Regions from separate parts of the Mus musculus genome. Here region 2 is linked to region 1. The links are chromatin loops, found by intact Hi-C in ENCODE. Cell type or tissue: heart. All regions are shown on one strand. Links, peaks and the distances in the headings refer to the core of each region. The heading gives the core; the rest is flanking DNA.

What was found. Hi-C counts contacts between places; a loop is a spot of excess contacts. Peaks named below come from ENCODE experiments on the same cell type or tissue, not always from the same donor. Only the 100,000 strongest peaks of a DNase experiment are listed, where the experiment ranks them.
Region 2: it touches region 1 in a loop (10-fold over the local background); 10 of 42 quality-filtered maps call a loop at or near these places.

The regions. Positions count from the first base shown.
Region 1 is chr5:48,426,068-48,434,410 of GRCm38, forward strand. All of the region lies in intron 3 of Kcnip4 (Kv channel interacting protein 4), which reads right to left. It overlaps Gm52772 (a long non-coding RNA gene), which reads left to right and starts at 3,873. Exons shown (of 3, transcript XR_003955741.1): 1 at 3,873-4,440; 2 at 7,681-7,878. In heart, for the core only: a CTCF peak has its summit at 4,606 (motif pointing right); no DNase peak of the experiment used is centred there.
Region 2 is chr5:49,062,009-49,070,351 of GRCm38, forward strand. The region is part of intron 1 of Kcnip4 (Kv channel interacting protein 4); the gene reads right to left. Among named protein-coding and RNA genes, the nearest start is that of Kcnip4, 460 kb to the right of the region's middle. In heart, for the core only: a CTCF peak has its summit at 3,844; no DNase peak of the experiment used is centred there.

The DNA of each region.
Region 1 (8,343 bases), core at 105-8,104:
CAGGTTGGCATGACATCAACCTAGTAATACTGAAACAAGATCAATAGAATAAAAATTCACAGGAACTCCAGTGGAGCAATAGGGACACCAACAAAAAAAGTTTTACCCGCAAAACTTTTGACCTGAAAAAATTCATCCTGTCTATAAGAAGTACAGAGAGTGGGGATGGAGCAGAGACTGAGGGACTGGCCAACCAATAACTGGCCCAACTTGATACCCATCCCATGGGCAAGCATCAATCTCTGACACTGTTAATGATACTCTATTATGCTTGTAAACAGGAGTCTAACATAGTTGTCCTCTGAGAGGCTCCAACCAGTCTGTCTCAGACAGATGCAGACACCCATCCAAAGGTGAATGGAACTTGGGGATTCTTATGGAAGAATAGGAGGAAGAATTGTGGGCACAGAAGGGGATAGAATCTTCATAGGAAGACCAGAGTCAACTAACCTAGACCCTTGGGGCTCCCAGAAATGAAAACGCCAAACCACCAAGAAAAGGACACACATGGGCTGAACTTAGGGCTCCCTGTACATATGTAGCAGATGTGCAGCTTGGTTTTCATGTGGGTCCCGAACAACTGGAGTGGAAACTATCCCAAAATCTGTTGCCTTTGTGTGGCATATGTTCTTTTAGCTGGGCTGCCTTTTCTGACCTCAGTGGGAGAGGATGTGCCTAGCTTCACAGAGTCTTGGTGTGCCACGGTGGATGGATACCCTGGGGGAAGCCACCTGCCCAGAGGAGTAGAGGAAGGGGGGATGGAGGAAGGATTGTAAGAAGGGGTGACCTGGAAGGCGGCAGTAATATCCAACATATATAAAGAACTCAAGAAGGTGGACTTCAGAAAATCAAATAACCCCATTAAAAAATGGGGCTCAGAACTGAACAAAGAATTCTCACCTGAGGAATACCGAATGGCAGAGAAGCACCTGAAAAAATGTTCAACATCCTTAATCATCAGGGAAATGCAAATCAAAACAACCCTGAGATTCCACCTCACACCAGTCAGAATGGCTAAGATCAAAAACTCAGGTGACAGCAGATGCTGGCGAGGATGTGGAGAAAGAGGAACACTCCTCCATTGTTGGTGGGATTGCAAGCTTGTACAACCACTCTGGAAATCAGTCTGTCGGTTCCTCAGAAAATTGGACATAGTACTACCGGAGGATCCAGCAATACCTCTCCTGGGCATATATCCAGAAGATGCCCCAACTGGTAAGAAGGACACATGCTTCACTATGTTCATAGCAGCCTTATTTATAATAGCCAGAAGCTGGAAAGAACCCAGATGCCCCTCAACAGAGGAATAGATACAGAAAATGTGGTACATCTACACAATGGAGTACTACTCAGCTATTAAAAAGAATGAATTTATGAAATTCCTAGCCAAATGGATGGACCTGGAGGGCATCATCCTGAGTGAGGTAACACATTCACAAAGGACCTCACACAATATGTACTCACTGATTAGTGGATATTAGCCCAAAACCTAGGCTACCCAATATATAAGATACAATTTCCTAAACACATGAAACTCAAGAAAAATGAAGACTGAAGTGTGGACACATGCCCCTCCTTAGAAGTGGGAACAAAACACCCTTGGAAGGAGTTACAGAGACAAAGATTGGAGCTAAGATGAAAGGATGGACCATGTAGAGACTGCCTTATCCAGGGATCCACCCCATAATCAGCATCCAAACGCTGACACCATTGCATACACTAGCAAGATTTTATCAAAAGGACCCAGATGTAGCTGTCTCTTGTGAGACTATACCGGGGCCTAGCAAACACAGAAGTGGATACCCACAGTCAGCTAATGGATGGATCACAGGGCTCCCAATGGAGGAGCTAGAGAAAGTACCCAAGGAGCTAAAGGGATCTGCAACCCTATAGGTGGATCAACATTATGAACTAACCAGTACCCCGGAGCTCTTGACTCTAGCTGCATATGTATCAAAAGATGGCCTAGTCGGCCATCACTGGAAAGAGAGGCCCATTGGACACACAAACTTTATATGCCCCAGAACAGGGGAATGCCAGGGCCAAAAAGGGGGAGTGGGTGGGTAGGGGAGTGGGGGTGGGTGGGTATGGGGGACTTTTGGTATAGCATTGGAAATGTAAATGAGCTAAATACCTATTAAAAAATGGAAAGAAAAAAAAAAAAAGAAGCAGAAGCCGGGCGTGGTGGCGCACGCCTTTAATCCCAGCACTTGGGAGGCAGAGGCAGGCGAATTTCTGAGTTCTAGGCCAGCCTGGTCTACAGAGTGAGTTACAGGACAGCCAGGTGTATACGGAAAAACCCGTCTCGAAAAGCAAAAAAACAAAAAAGCATAAAACGAAAAAAAAGTAGAAAGTGGAGAGGGATCGCATATGAGTGATGATGTCCATCTATTTCTGGTTTCCACATGCTGTGTGCAGATGCGCATATGTGAATGAATGCACACTTTGCCCCTTCTTGGAAATGGGAACAAAACACCCATGGAAGGAGTTACAGAGACAAAGTATGGAGCTGTGACGAAAGGATGGACCATCTAGTGATTGCCATATGCAGGGATCCATCCCATAATCAGCTTCCAAACGCTGACACCATTGCATATACTAGCAAGATTTTGCTGAAAGGACCCAGATATAGCTGTCTCTTGTGAGAATATGCCGAGGCCTAGGAAACACAGAAGTAGATGATCACAGTCAGCTATTGTATGGACCACAGGGCCCCCAATGGAGGAGCTAGAGAAATTACCCAAGGAGCTAAAGGGATCTGCAACCCTATAGGTGGAACAACAATATGAACTAACCAGTCCCCCAGAGCTCTTGTCTCTAGCTGCATATGTATCAAAAGATGGTCTAGTCGGCCATCACTGGAAAGAGAGGCCCATTGGACTTGCAAACTTTGTATGCCCCAGTACAGGGGAACCCCAGGGCCAAAAAGGGGGAGTGGGTGGGTAGGGGATTGGGGGTGGGTGGGTATGGGGGACTTTTGGGATAGCATTGAAAGTGTAAACGAGGAAAATACCTAATAAAAAATAAATTAAAAAAGATGAAAAGATAAAAAAAATTTTTTTTTAAAAAGTCTCAACAGAAAAATTGGAGTGTTTCCATCAAAATGAGTAAAATATCCTGAGGCTGATATTCATATGAATAGGAAGGTGTAGTTGGGTGGTTTTGCAAACATTTGTTTCCTCAAAGTTGAACTTTTGCCTTCTAGCACACGAGCTACTTCTGAATCCTTGCTAACTTCATTAGACCTGTCTTTGATGAACTTCTAATATGAGCTTAGACACATTCCTCACTGGCTATGACAATGCTATTGAATGATTCTCCACTTCCGGTTGTAAAAAAATCATCCTAACCGAAGCTATAATCTTCTTGCAATTTTATTGCATCACATAACAGAATATGAAGACAAAAAATGAGTTCATGTTTTGAAATAAGTTTGGTAATGGTTTTTCCATCAGTGATTATCAAATAGATGGATAGAAACAGTTGAATTGTTTTGGGTAGATTCAGAGTTTGAAACACCTGAAGTATAACCAAAGAAGACTTGAGGGAGGGTAGGGGCTGGGCCAGATGAAGAAAACTAACTTTTAATGATTGCCCATGGTTTGCTGGGCACTGGGCCAGGCAGTGGAGAAGATGTCGTGTTCTCATTAAATCCTCATAACAGGTAGAGGAGGCAGATATTTTCCCACATGGTTTGCAACAAATGAGCTCAGTATAGGTTAAGGAACTTTGCCATTGTTAAGCAGAGGTTTAATCAGGGGCCTGAGATTTGAACTGGAGTTGGAGAACAGAAATTTAAATTTAACTGAGTTTTTTCATAAACATTAATTGTAACTATGAAAGCCAAAAAAAAAAAACATTGGATAATTTTATCACACTGCCTTTGAAACCCATGAATTCACTAAAACAAGAATAAGTTGTTATTTGTTAGACAGTTATTCCACTTATCTGGACCTGGGGCTGCAGGGACAAATCAGCAGGCAGATCCATACCTGCCAAGAGGCTTCCTTCAGCCTATTTCATTCTTGCATATTGAACACATACACACAAAGATCTAAGAAACTAATATTCTGAAACTTACTGGGCAGAAGACTGTGGAAAAGCTAGCTTTTTATGTCTGCATATGCATGTGCTCATTTGTGAGACAATACATGGCAAATGTGCATACATGTGTGTTGGGTGCACATGTATTCCTGTGTTTCTTTAGTCTCTCTTCTCTTATTACCAGCTGCAAGCTGGGGTTTCCTGGAGCAGCCCTGGGACTCTGAAGATTGGCTGTATGTCAAATTCGTGTTTATCCTGATGCATACATTCTGCCTATTGTAATGACTTGAGAAACTTTTATTTTCATTTGCTTTCTCCTGGTGGTTCTTCATGATTCTGAAGAAACAATTTGCAAGAGGGTCAGAAGATTGCATTACAAAGAAAGTCATTCTGCAGGTATGTTATTGTGCCCTGCCTCCAGATGAGAGTGCTACATGATGCCAGGCCTAGTTAATTTCAGCCATCAGCAACAGAACTCTTCACAGGGCTCTCTGCAGCTCAGGTGACAGTTGCCCTGGAACATTCTTTATGGTTTAATGTCATGTTGAGGCACAAGGGGGCAGTAGTGCCCTCTATGTTAACTGGAATCACAATTGCTGGGCCTTATTTTTCAGGGTTTTTCTTTCCCTAAGCCTGATGTATATCCAGCTACATTTCTTGCAAGAAAGCTATTTGTTCCTTAAGAAATGTATCAGTGAGCCTTGCTCCTAAATTGAATACCTAGAGAACTTAACTGTTTTAATGATAGGATGCCAGAGACGTTATTTCATACTTTCTTGATTATTACAGGGGAGCAGCTCAGCCTAAATGTATGTTCATCTTCTGGTGCTAGAGCCACAATTGGCTTTAATGACATTAATAATAATAATTATTAATAATAACAACAATAGTGGTGGTGGGAGGTCTTAGAAACAAGAAGAAAACTGATACAACAACAAAAACAAATTACAAAATTTGAGTGTGAAAATACTGTGTGTGTGGAGTCCCACCATACAGGCCTGCTTCATTGTTTTATTAGGAAGTAGTTTTAACCTTTGAAATTGGTATGCACATCTGTGGTTATTTACCAATGAGATTAAAATGAAGATAAGTCATACACAAACTGCAGCCACTTGGTATTGGGAAACACTGAAGCCATAGGCAGAAGCGGAGTGCAAGTGAATGTACGCTTCTGCTGTCTGCTCTTGTCTTCTATTCTGAAATGGGTCTTCCTAGCCCAACTAATACAGTCCAGGTAATCCCTCATAGTGATGCTCAGATGCCCACCCCCAAGGGGAGTCTTGACTTTGGATCTGACAAGATGACAGCTCACATTAACTATCAAAAGTATGTCTATATATTGGGAATGGAACCCAGGACCTCACTCACTGAGCCATATCCCCAACTCTCTTCAGTGTGGATTTTAGAAATATAGTCTGTATGGGAGGTCATGAAAAGTAAGTCAGAATTAAGGCAATAAATATTGCAGAGGAGGGCCTTCATGTGCAGCTTAGCTCTATTTGATAAGGTGAACACAAGCTGAGCATCGTCATTTTGTGACTGTGGTGATGAGTGCAGTGAGAAACTGTGGAAGGGCTAAGCCTGGAAGAACTCTAGAGACATCCAAAAGCAAGTGACTTTTAAAACCTGTAGGATACAGAGAAGCCAAGAAGAGAAAGATGAAAATCTGTGATGTGAACATCAACTAAAGAGATGGTCAATGTGTCCAACTGTGATGATCTCATACAGGTAACTCAAGATCAGCCATTCTTAAGGTGAAATATACAGTTTGCTATCAATATGTGTTAGATCTACATCTATGAATTCAACCACATATAGGGGACAGTTACACCTGTTATATAGGCATTTGGGGAGAACTGAGGGATCAATTGCATAATGTACTCAGTAAAAGTTCCAGTCCCATTAGATACATAGAGTAGTTCATTCATTCATTAGAATGGAGTTTCTAATTCTTTCATAGTATTTACTCCATGTATAATTATTTAGATCCGACTCTGCATGAGGCTGTCTTTAAAGAGAACCAACAGGAGTGGAGGGCAGGCCCGTCCTTGCCCCCTGTGGATTCTTGCTTCTCCTCAACTATCATGTTCTGGCAGAAGGTGAATTTATCACAGCTGGATAAAAGTGTTAGAAAATCTGAGAATCAAGATGTCTTCCTCTCATCTCCAAAGTTTGAAAAAAAAAAAAAAAAAGGCAAGAACACAGAGAAAACCCATTGCTTTTCTTAATAATATAGCTAACTCAGAATTGTTGATCTCTGTGTAGGAACTATTGTTGCGTCTGTTTTTCACTCCTATTAATGACAATGGTCGTAATTATTTTTGTGATATGTGCATGATTGAGTTGATTTTGGTGGGTCTGTTTCTTGCTGAAAGTCCTACTGGGGCATCCTTGATGATATTTTCAGAGTTAAATATATCATTAGGACTTAAGCTGTGGTAAGCAATAATAAGTTACAATTGCTCCAATTCTTTGCTTCAGTCTTTGATTGCTCAATTTTTAGGGATGTTGAAAAGCCATATCTAAGACTACTATTTCAGAAGTATCTTGAACTATATGCATATATAGAAGGAGTATAAATGGAGTTATGAGGGCTGGCAGGACTGGAGGCTATGAGAGGCAGGTAGCTCACTGCCTTCATATATTTACCGCAGGAACTGAAGTAGTAAAATCCTCTCTTTCTGTTCATTAACTACAATAGTTTAAATAGAACATATGCACTGGTTTATTGAATACATAAAAGTTGACTCCCCCAAAATACCCAGGGAGACTAGGCATATAAAAGAATCATTCAATAACTCAAGCCCTACTACTTCTGCTTCACAGCTGCATGTTTTCATTCTAAGAGCCTATGTATGCTCAAGACATTTATTTGCAAATATGGTAAAATTATTATTCCAATCAGCAAGAGAGCCTATTTGAAACTCTCTTTGGATGAGTCTGGGATATCAGCTCTTTCTCTAGGGATGCATACAGCTGAAGGTTTTATGTTCTTTACACACAAGGAAGAAAAACCAACAGTTCCTTGTAGTCACTCCCAGATACTTTTATTTTCTCATTTGTCAGTTGTTAACCTCACTGCTTCTCAGAAAGGGACAAGTATCTGAATTTAAATCATCATAACATTACACTTGGTTATCTCTATTGGAAGATGAAAAATTCAGGGGTGGTGTAGTCCTTACATAACCTCTCAACACACTGCCAACCTCTTCTGCTTTTCTATCCCCTAGGATCCCTAGGAAGATGAAAAACAGTTTCTCTGATTCTTAAAATGTTTAGCTGAAAATGGACACTTTTTGTCAAAGCAAAGAGTTGGAGCAATGGCAGTTTGTGTATTGTTTCTTACCACCCTTCAGTTTGCTCAACTGATGTGACTTTTTAAGGGACATTTTCCTAGTCCTACACTTAGAAAATGATTTGGGGGTGGGGGCTACTATTGTTCTGCTAAATAAATACAACAGTAAAATGATTTCTAATGATATATTGCTATATTCATAAATTAGGGCATAAGAGAAGTTTCACCTTTCAGTAGATGATAATTACTACAGAGACCCCCAGCTGGAGAATGTGTAGAGAGTGAGAGCTTAGAGCACTCAGTCCTGAGTCAGGTGTTTTTATCTTACTCCTTACTTCAAGGCTTAGGGATCTTCGTGTAAAAGAAAAGTATAATGGAAGAACCAGAAGATTGGAGATACAGGGAGAGAAGGAGAAAGAAAAGGAAGGATGGAAAGGAAGCTGAGCAGAAAAGTCAGAAAAGTCGTCATTCCTCACGAGACTGAAATTGGCCCAAGGCCATCATGTGACTATACCCTGATCCTTTTCTGGAGCTATCAGGTCAGCAAATGGGGCCAAGAAGTGGGAATGGGTGGGTAGGGGAGTTGGGGGGAGGTTATGGGGGACTTTTGGGATAGCATTGGAAATGTAATTGAGGAAGATACGTAATAAAAAAATATTAAAAAAAAAAAATGAGAGTAGTTTGAAAGCTTCCTGAACTTGCTGTTGGAATCCTGGCCCAAGTGTGTCTGCAGCTATGTGATTTCTCTCTCCTTTTAGGCAAGAGAGACAACTGTTCTTTTTAAAGTACAGTAAAATACTATGACTTGAATCTCCCCCCCCCCTCAAGGTGGTTCAAAATAAAGTTCACCAAGATAGTGTTAATTTTGTTCTTTGATCTCTACAAGATTAAGTAGAATAAACACAGTGTTTTTCCTTTCCTATTGATCAGTTTTAGTGTATAGGGAGAAAGAAAAAAGTTAAATGAGTCTCCATTTATCTTATTTATTATTTTGTATTTGGATC
Region 2 (8,343 bases), core at 127-8,126, 640 kb after region 1:
AAACACTTTCTTTCTTCAAGAGGGAAAAACAGAGCACAGTCACAGTCACAGTAAAATCAAAATCAAACTCTAACTGTCCAATGTCTGGGATCTACTCACCATCATCTGGGGTCCTCCAAAGGCTTGGGTCATCTCTCCAGCTCTGCCCCTTGTAGCAAACACCTAATCTTCTAGGTTCCAGCTGGCTGTACTCCTCTGCTGCTGCTATTCTTAGTAGTCATCTCATGGTACTGGCATCTCCAAACCACTACTGTCTTCAGCTGCAACTAGATTTCACCAATAGTCTCTCAAAGGCTCTCTTCATGGTACCAAATCTCAACTCCTTTTAATGATATATTCAGTCCTGGGCCATCAATTGCAACTGAGGCTATACTTTTACAAATTGCCTTCCATGGCCTCTCACACTGTTGAGACTCAGCTGCTCCTCCTGACCTCTTCATGACTTTAAAACCTGTACCACCTGGTGACTCTTACACATTAAAAAATCCAGCCACAGCACAAGGTACAACTTTGGCTATCTCCGGAACATGGCCTCTTTGTACTTTCAGGAAACACTTCCCAGAATATTTAACCTTAGTGATGCTGGTCTCTTCTTACTGCTAATTTCATAATTCCAGCTAACCAGCATCAATCATCCCAGTAATGCAAAGTTTTCACTTTAGTAGTCCTGGTATCTTGTTAATCACAGCTGATTCTTCAGTTCCAGCTAACCAAAACAACAAAGTCTTCACAATCAAAATAGCAACGGCTTTTATAAGTCCTTAATCTCCCTTCTGAAATTTTACAAGCCAGGCCTCCATCCTTTACAGTGTTCTACACATTATATTGCAAGTGCCTATAGAATATCCCACAGATCTCTTAACACCCAATGGCTCTTCTAGGTCAAAGTTCCAAAGTCCTTCCACAGTCCTCCCCAGAATATAGTCTGGTTGTCACAGGAATACTTCACTATGCTTATGCCAATTTGTCTTAGTCAGGGTTTCTCTTCCTGATCAAAACATCATGACCAAGAAGCATGTTGGGAGGAAAGGGTTTACTCAGCTTACACTTCCACATTGCTGTTCATCACCAAAGGAAGTCAGAACAGGAACTCATACAGGGCAGGAACTTGGAGGCAGCAATGGATGCAGAAGCCATAGAGGAATGTTGCTTACTGGCTTGGTTTCTGGATTGCCCAGCTTGCTCTCTTATAGGGATGGCACCACCCACCCTTGATCATTAATTGAGAAAATGCCTTACAGCTGGATCTCATGGAGGCATTTCCTCAAGTGAGGCTCTTTTCTCTGTGATAACTCTAGCTTGTGTCAAGTTGACACAAAACCAGCCATACAGACTTGTTGGGCTAGGGTAGGAGTTACCCAAGGTGGGCCCACCTTCTCAGAGAAGGGGATGGGTAATGGTGGGGGGAACCTCTGCACCTTCCTACAAATAGAGAAAATGCCTTACAGATGGATCTCATGGATCCAGCTCATGGATCAAACTCTTCTCTGAAGGAAATTGTTCTTATCATAAATGGTTAGAGCTAGAAATAGAGAATTAGAATGAAGCGGAAGCTTCTTAAGGACAGTGGAAGCAGAAAGCATCCAAGGACAGAGTCTTCTCCAGCTTTACCCTTTCCTATCCACAGAAATCCCTGTGTGACTTTCCCATGTTCTCTGATGTAGCCCTGGAACTCTGTTTACCTTTACCTGGAACTGATAAAACTTTAGAATTCAGTTGCCCTCTTGCTGCTGTTATTCAAACTGTGATTGATAAATATTTTGTGTCTTGGGTATTGACTCCAACTTCAACTTCTGAGTGATGGAGTGAGGTTGTTTCTCTTGTTGTACCTGATGTTGGTACAGCTTTGACCATCACTATGGAAAAATGGATATCCAGAAAGTAAGAAAATATAGATAACTTCCTGAGAAATATTCCTTATTGTTTTTTTTTTCTAAGCCTGTTCCCAAAATGCTAGATGAGTTTAATTTTCTCAGAGAGATGCCTGAGAGGAGGCAATGAAGTGAAGAAGGAGTACCACTTCCTAAGGTATGGAACCTTAGAAGGAGGGGTGAATAATTGCCTGGATTTGGATTCAGTCCTGGTCTGGCCTGCTTAGTTATCTGTAATTCAACATCACAATGTGTCCATTGTCCCTGTGGACGGTGAAATATGATCTAAGATCAGGTGACAGTTATTGGTTAAGCAATGTGAACACTCTGACCTTATATCAGGACAATATTTCTATTAAAAAGGACAGAAGCCAGTAAATAACAAACGGTGGATATTATCCTGGATATGTAGTACTCACACCGACAGTCTTGTTGAATTTACCAGAGGCATGCCAAAGCCTGATAAGATTCTTGATAGTGAGATTTTGAAAATCCTAGGATCTCTCTGACTTGATGTCCTGTCACTCTGACTCTGACTTTTGAATAAAAGAATATGTTGTTTCCTGATAGACTGAAAACCACCAGGACTCATTTCTGAAATCTAAGAACTTACAGCACGGCCTCCAATAAGCACGATCTTTTGACCAGTTCTAATGTTTCATGCCTGGGCTATTTGAGTAGTGGAAATCCTCATAGCAATGGATGTTGTTCAAGGTAAAGCACAACTTTAGGTGTTTTGATATCTCCTTCATGTAAGCAGTGAGCACTGGGTTAGTGCTGGTAGCTCCTGGGAGATCCTGCAGGCAAGGGAGCAAGTGCTGATGGAACAGCTCCTTCACTCAAGCTCTTGCCTAGCAGTGGAACAAAGTTCCAGATACAAGCAACATCCAGTTACCAGTACAGAACGGGCTCAAGAAAGATGCTTTGGACAAAGAGAAAACTGAGAATGTAGCTCTGATTTTTCACTAAACTTGTTCAGTAACCCCGAGACTTACAACGCTTTATAATAAGATGGCTCAGGTTTTAGAAGGGGCTAACTAGACCTAAAAGGGTCAGACACTCTGAGAGAATAGAATCGTACTAATTCCTACTAATATATGCTAATTTATACTCTGTAACATTGCACATCTCTGAGACAGGAAAGGAAAGGCAGGAGGAGAAATCCCTGTTTTTACTTTTCATGAGCACCTGAAAGCTACATTGTGAATTGTTGTTTAAAGCAAATGATATGCTTTTACGGTTCACATCCACTGAAAGAATGCTTTCCCCATTTGGATGTTGAATATTCTAATTGTTAAAAAGTCTCTGGCAGTGAATTCCAGCTACATGTAAAAACAAGTTGTGTTTCCCTTTCCAGTTGGTATGTTTCTAGGCTCTTAAGTAACTGTTGATTTTGCCCATGTGCAAACATCAGTTGGCCTCACATGGTCTGACCTTCTCTTAACTCCATTCACAGTTCTCTAAAATGATTCCTGTTTTCTCAGTAGATACTGTACAGTACAAACACATATAGAGCTTTTACAAAAAAATCTAAATTATTTTATTAGAGTCAATAGCCCCCTTTTAAAATTCTACTTGAATTTCTCCACAAGCTAGTATCAGTTCAGGGTACATTTTTGTTATAGGAGAATATGTCCTCTACACACCAAATGACCTATAACAGTGTTCTCAGACTTTCCATTGTTGTGACCTTTGGATACAGTTCCTCATATTGTTGTAACTCCACAACCATAAAATTATTTTTTTTTTGCTATATCTTAACTGTAATTTTGCTACTCTTATTAATCATAATGTAAATATATGACATCCAGGATATCTGATATGTGACCTGCAAACAGTTCACAACCCAGAGGTTGAGAACTGCTGCCATAGGAGGTAACATCTTCACTTACTTATAGAAATAACTTGTGAAAGAACGTTTTTTTCCTCTATCAAGTAGATATTTTTCAAACAACTCCTTTACTGCCCTCTAAAGCTCAGGAATAGAATAACAGTGTGAGCTCTACCTTGTAGGTAGAATTTTATTCTATGAAATAGCTAGAACTAATTTAAAGATATGACCTTATTCTGGGTAATATGTCCATGGTTAATTACAGAAAATATGTTACCAACTTCAGTGGTAAGCATCATTATCTGCAGAGCCATCCTTTTTTGTGATATATTATCAGGATTAGAAAAATGGACTTGTGTGCTGTCCTCAGTTTGGATATTTGCTCAGAAATCTTGTTCTTATAACAATGTTTGCTTATTTTAGTTTTTATGGGTTATTGAAGATAGAAAGCACAGTACTTAACATCATTACTATCCTTTTCATGAGATCCTAGTTGCTCTGTGACTGTTTGGTTACTTGTCTACTGTTGTAATAAGAATTTGGGAGACAAAATTTGGAAGTGTGACGAAAGGATGGACCATCTAGTGATTGCCATATCCAGAGATCCATCCCATGATCAGCTTCCAAATGCTGACACCATTGCATACACTAGTAAGATTTTGCTGAAAGGACCCAGATATAGCTGTCTCTTGTGAGACTATGCCAGGGCCTAGCAAACACAGAAGTGGATGCTCACAGTCAGCTATTGAATGGACCACAGGGCCCCCAATGGAGGAACTAGAGAAAGTACCCAAGGAACTTAAGGGAACTGCAACCCTATAGGTAGAACAACAATATGAACTAAGCAGTACCCCGGAGCTCTTGTCTTTAGCTGCATATGTATCAAAAGATGGCCTAGTCGGCCATCACTGCAAAGAGAGGCCCATTGGACTTGCAAACTTTATATGCCCCAGTACAGGGGAACACCAGGGCCAAAAAGGGGGAGTGGGTGGGTAGGGGAACTTTTGGTATAGCATTGGAAATTTAAATGAGCTAAATACCTAATAAAAATGGAAAAAAAAGAATTTGGGAGAAAGGCAACTTATAAATGAAAGCCTTTGATGGTTGGCATGTGTGGTAGTGGATGGTGACAGGAACGGCTGAGTTTGCCTGTTAATCCACAAATAAGAATCAGAGAGAGAGATAACTGGGAAGCACACAAATCCTTTGAGCCTGAAAAGCCTGCCCCCCGTGACCCTCTCCAGCTAGACCACACCTCCTACTATTTTAAACAGTTCCACCAACTTGCAAACAGGAAATCAAACGTATGAGCTTTATGGGAACCATTTTCATTCAAACCACCATACACAGTGATCTTAATCCCATTTCAATACTGTACAACAGATATTGTTTTTATTCCAATTTCACAGATGAGAAGACCTGGGTTTCCAGACACTTATGCAACTCTGACACATGTTTATATGGACTCTCTTAGGCCTTGGAGTTTATGGCATCCCTTTGATGGAAGAAGATTCCTCATACTTAATTTTTATGTCTCTTATAATAAAATGAAACCTCGGGAAAGCCATGCAATAGATTCCTTACCAAAACAAAATCCCATTATAATGAATTTAATTATTAATAGTTAAATCAGAAGAAAGGAAACAAAAATAAAACAAACCACAAACTCAAGCACAGAAATATACCTACATCTATTCTATTAATCTTTTACTTTCATTTTGAATCTCAGTAAAGTTGACAGTGTCACATATGGCAGACATATCTTGAAGCTCACCAAAATGTCACAAACCTTCTTTTATACTCTAGATTTTTTTTTTTTTTTGCCAGCAGTGACTATTTAGTCCTGGATCAAATTTCAGGCAAAGGAGAAGTAACATGGACACATCTAGGATAATTACATACAAGGAACACATAGAGATTTGTTTCCTCCCCTAGCAATGAGGAATATGGAGCCTGAACTGGACCAGGTAAGTCCTCCAATGGAGGGATTGGAACACCAATCAAGCCACAAAAGCTTTGACCCAAAATTTTCCTGCCTATAAGATGTGCTAGGGTAAAAGTTGGAGCAGAATTTGAGGGAATGGCCAATCAATTACTGGCCCAGACTGAAATCCATGCCATGAGAGAGAGGTCACCCCTGCAACTAGTAATGATATTCTGATATAATTACAGACAGGAGCCCAGCGTAAATGTCATCTAAGAGGCTTCACCCAGAAACTGAGGGAATATGTTGTAGAGACCCACAGCCAAATCTTGTGGAATCCCTTTAGGGGTATCCTATGGAAAAGGGGGTTGAGGATTAAAAAAGTTAGAGGAGTCAAGGACAACACAAGGAAACCTACAAAATCAACTAACCTGGGGTTATAGTCTGAACTGCCGACCAAAAAGCATGGGTGGACCCATGCCCTCTGCACATATGTAACAGATGTGTAGCTTGGTCTTTATGTAGGCCTCCTAAACCAGGGGCAGGGGCTGTCTCTGACTGTATTGCCTGCCTTTAGATCCCCTTCCCCTAACTGGGCTGCCTTGCCTAGCCTCTGTAGAAGATGTGCCTAGTCCTACTGGAACTTGATATGCCAAGACTGGCTGATATCCATGTGAGTGTTCCCCTTTTCTGGGGAGAAAGGAGAAAAGTGGTTGATAGGGAGCAGGTGAGAGGGAGGAACTAGGAGGGCAGGGGGAGAGGAAGCTGTAAAGTAAATAAATAATTAATAAAAAAATTACATAGGGTTTAGGGAATTCTACTTCTCAACATTTTGCACCCCTTCAAGGAGAAAACTGAGAGATTTGACAAGCCAATTGAGACAAAATTAATATCGTTTGCCCAAAGCAGACAAACCAGCCTAATTGTTCTCTCTCTCTCTCTCTCTCTCTCTCTCTCTCTCTCTCTCTCTCTCTCTCTCCCTCTCCCTCTCTCTCTCTCTCTCTCTCTCTCCCTCTCTCTCCCCCCTCTCTCTCTCTCTCTCTCTCTCTCATTGCTAAAAATGAATAGGAATATGCTACTTCTGAGCTTTTATCTTTTATCTGCAAAATGAAGACTAGAATTTCACCATTCTCAAAGCTTATTAAAAGAATTAGAATTACTGTTTGTAAATGCCTCCTGTAGTTTATGTCTCCAAGACAGCATTAGCTACTAGTAGTTGAAGTTCAAGAGTATTGTTTGCTACATCCACAGGAAAAAAATCTATACTCTGCTTTGTCAATGGTGTCTGGATTATTTGTGTGACTTTCTTAGGCTAATGAAAAGCATATTAAAAGGGACTTGGCATTTTAAAGGTGAATCTTGCTTTCTTTTCTTTCAGATACAATGGCAGTATTTTAGCTATTTTGAAACCTAAAGTGATTATGGTTTAGATAGCTCCTAGCATTTTATTAAAGTTTTGAAGATAACAATGAAGATAAGATTAAAGGGACAGTAGTGTTCAGGCCACCACATACAAGCCATGTACTTCATCAACCACTGACCACTGACCTGTGAAGCTGGTGATGGTTTGCAACAGTGCACTCAGGGACATCTTTTAACCAAAGCAAAGTATGGGTTAAAATAGTACAATTTCATTTTTTTAAATTAAAAAAATAATCGATTTAACTAATTTTTCTATGATAAAAAGGTACATAGAGCAAATGCTTAATATTCACAGTTGCTATATAAAGGTGCTCTCGGTTTGACAGAAAATTCAGCTCACAGTCCCAGGCTTTTAAACTATACTGTAGGATGCTCCTTGAAATGCAAATGTAACTGGATTGCAGCTTCACTGATGAAAGCTCTCTGAGACTCTAATATCTAACTAGAGAACTATTCATCTCCATTTCAATGGTTAATTTTTGATTTTGACATATGAAAATCATGTTCATACTTTTTACCCATTCTAGAAGATTAAATAGCTAGGTGGTCTATCCTTATTACTTAATTTTTACCTTCCACAAAACTCACTTTTAAATGAACAAACCATGTTATCATGAAGAACACCTTTCTTTGCAAAGTTATGTTAGTAAATCTGCATTCCTGCCATGCCTCCTTGGAGAGTACAGAACAGAAAAAAAGAAAGAAACTTAAAACCTCATTACTTGGCATGTGAAGTCTTAGGATCATGCCTTTGGTGTTAATGGAGTTTGATTAAAGTCTGGTGGTTTACAAATACTTATAAAGAGATACCTCTATCCCAGAAGTAAACTTTTTTTAAAGAGAAAATAATTTTTGTGGTTTGTTTTGTTTTCCTTTGTTTTCAGGATTTGGTTGCCGTTATATAGCCCACATTGCTCACAAGCTCATTCTTGCTTCTCTTGTTTTCACCTTCAAAATAATGAAATTACAGGTTTTTCCCAACATGTCTGGTTAAGTAACATCTTTTTCTCTCTCTTTTCCACCTTGCCTCTTCTCTCTCTCTCTCTCTCTCTCTCTCTCTCTCTCTCTCTCTCTTTCCTAGCCAACAACACTGTCTCAAAGTCTCCCTCCATACTACAGGAAGACATAATGAGCATAATGAGAACAGAGCCAAAAATCTCTCTTTAAGCCAAATAGAGCCCTGATCAGGAAGCCAAATCTTTCATATTCTGGATTCTAGAGCTGTGAGGAAATGAATTTATGTTATCTGATCCATTCAAACTGTGGTTCTTCAATATAACACCCTAGCTCACTAA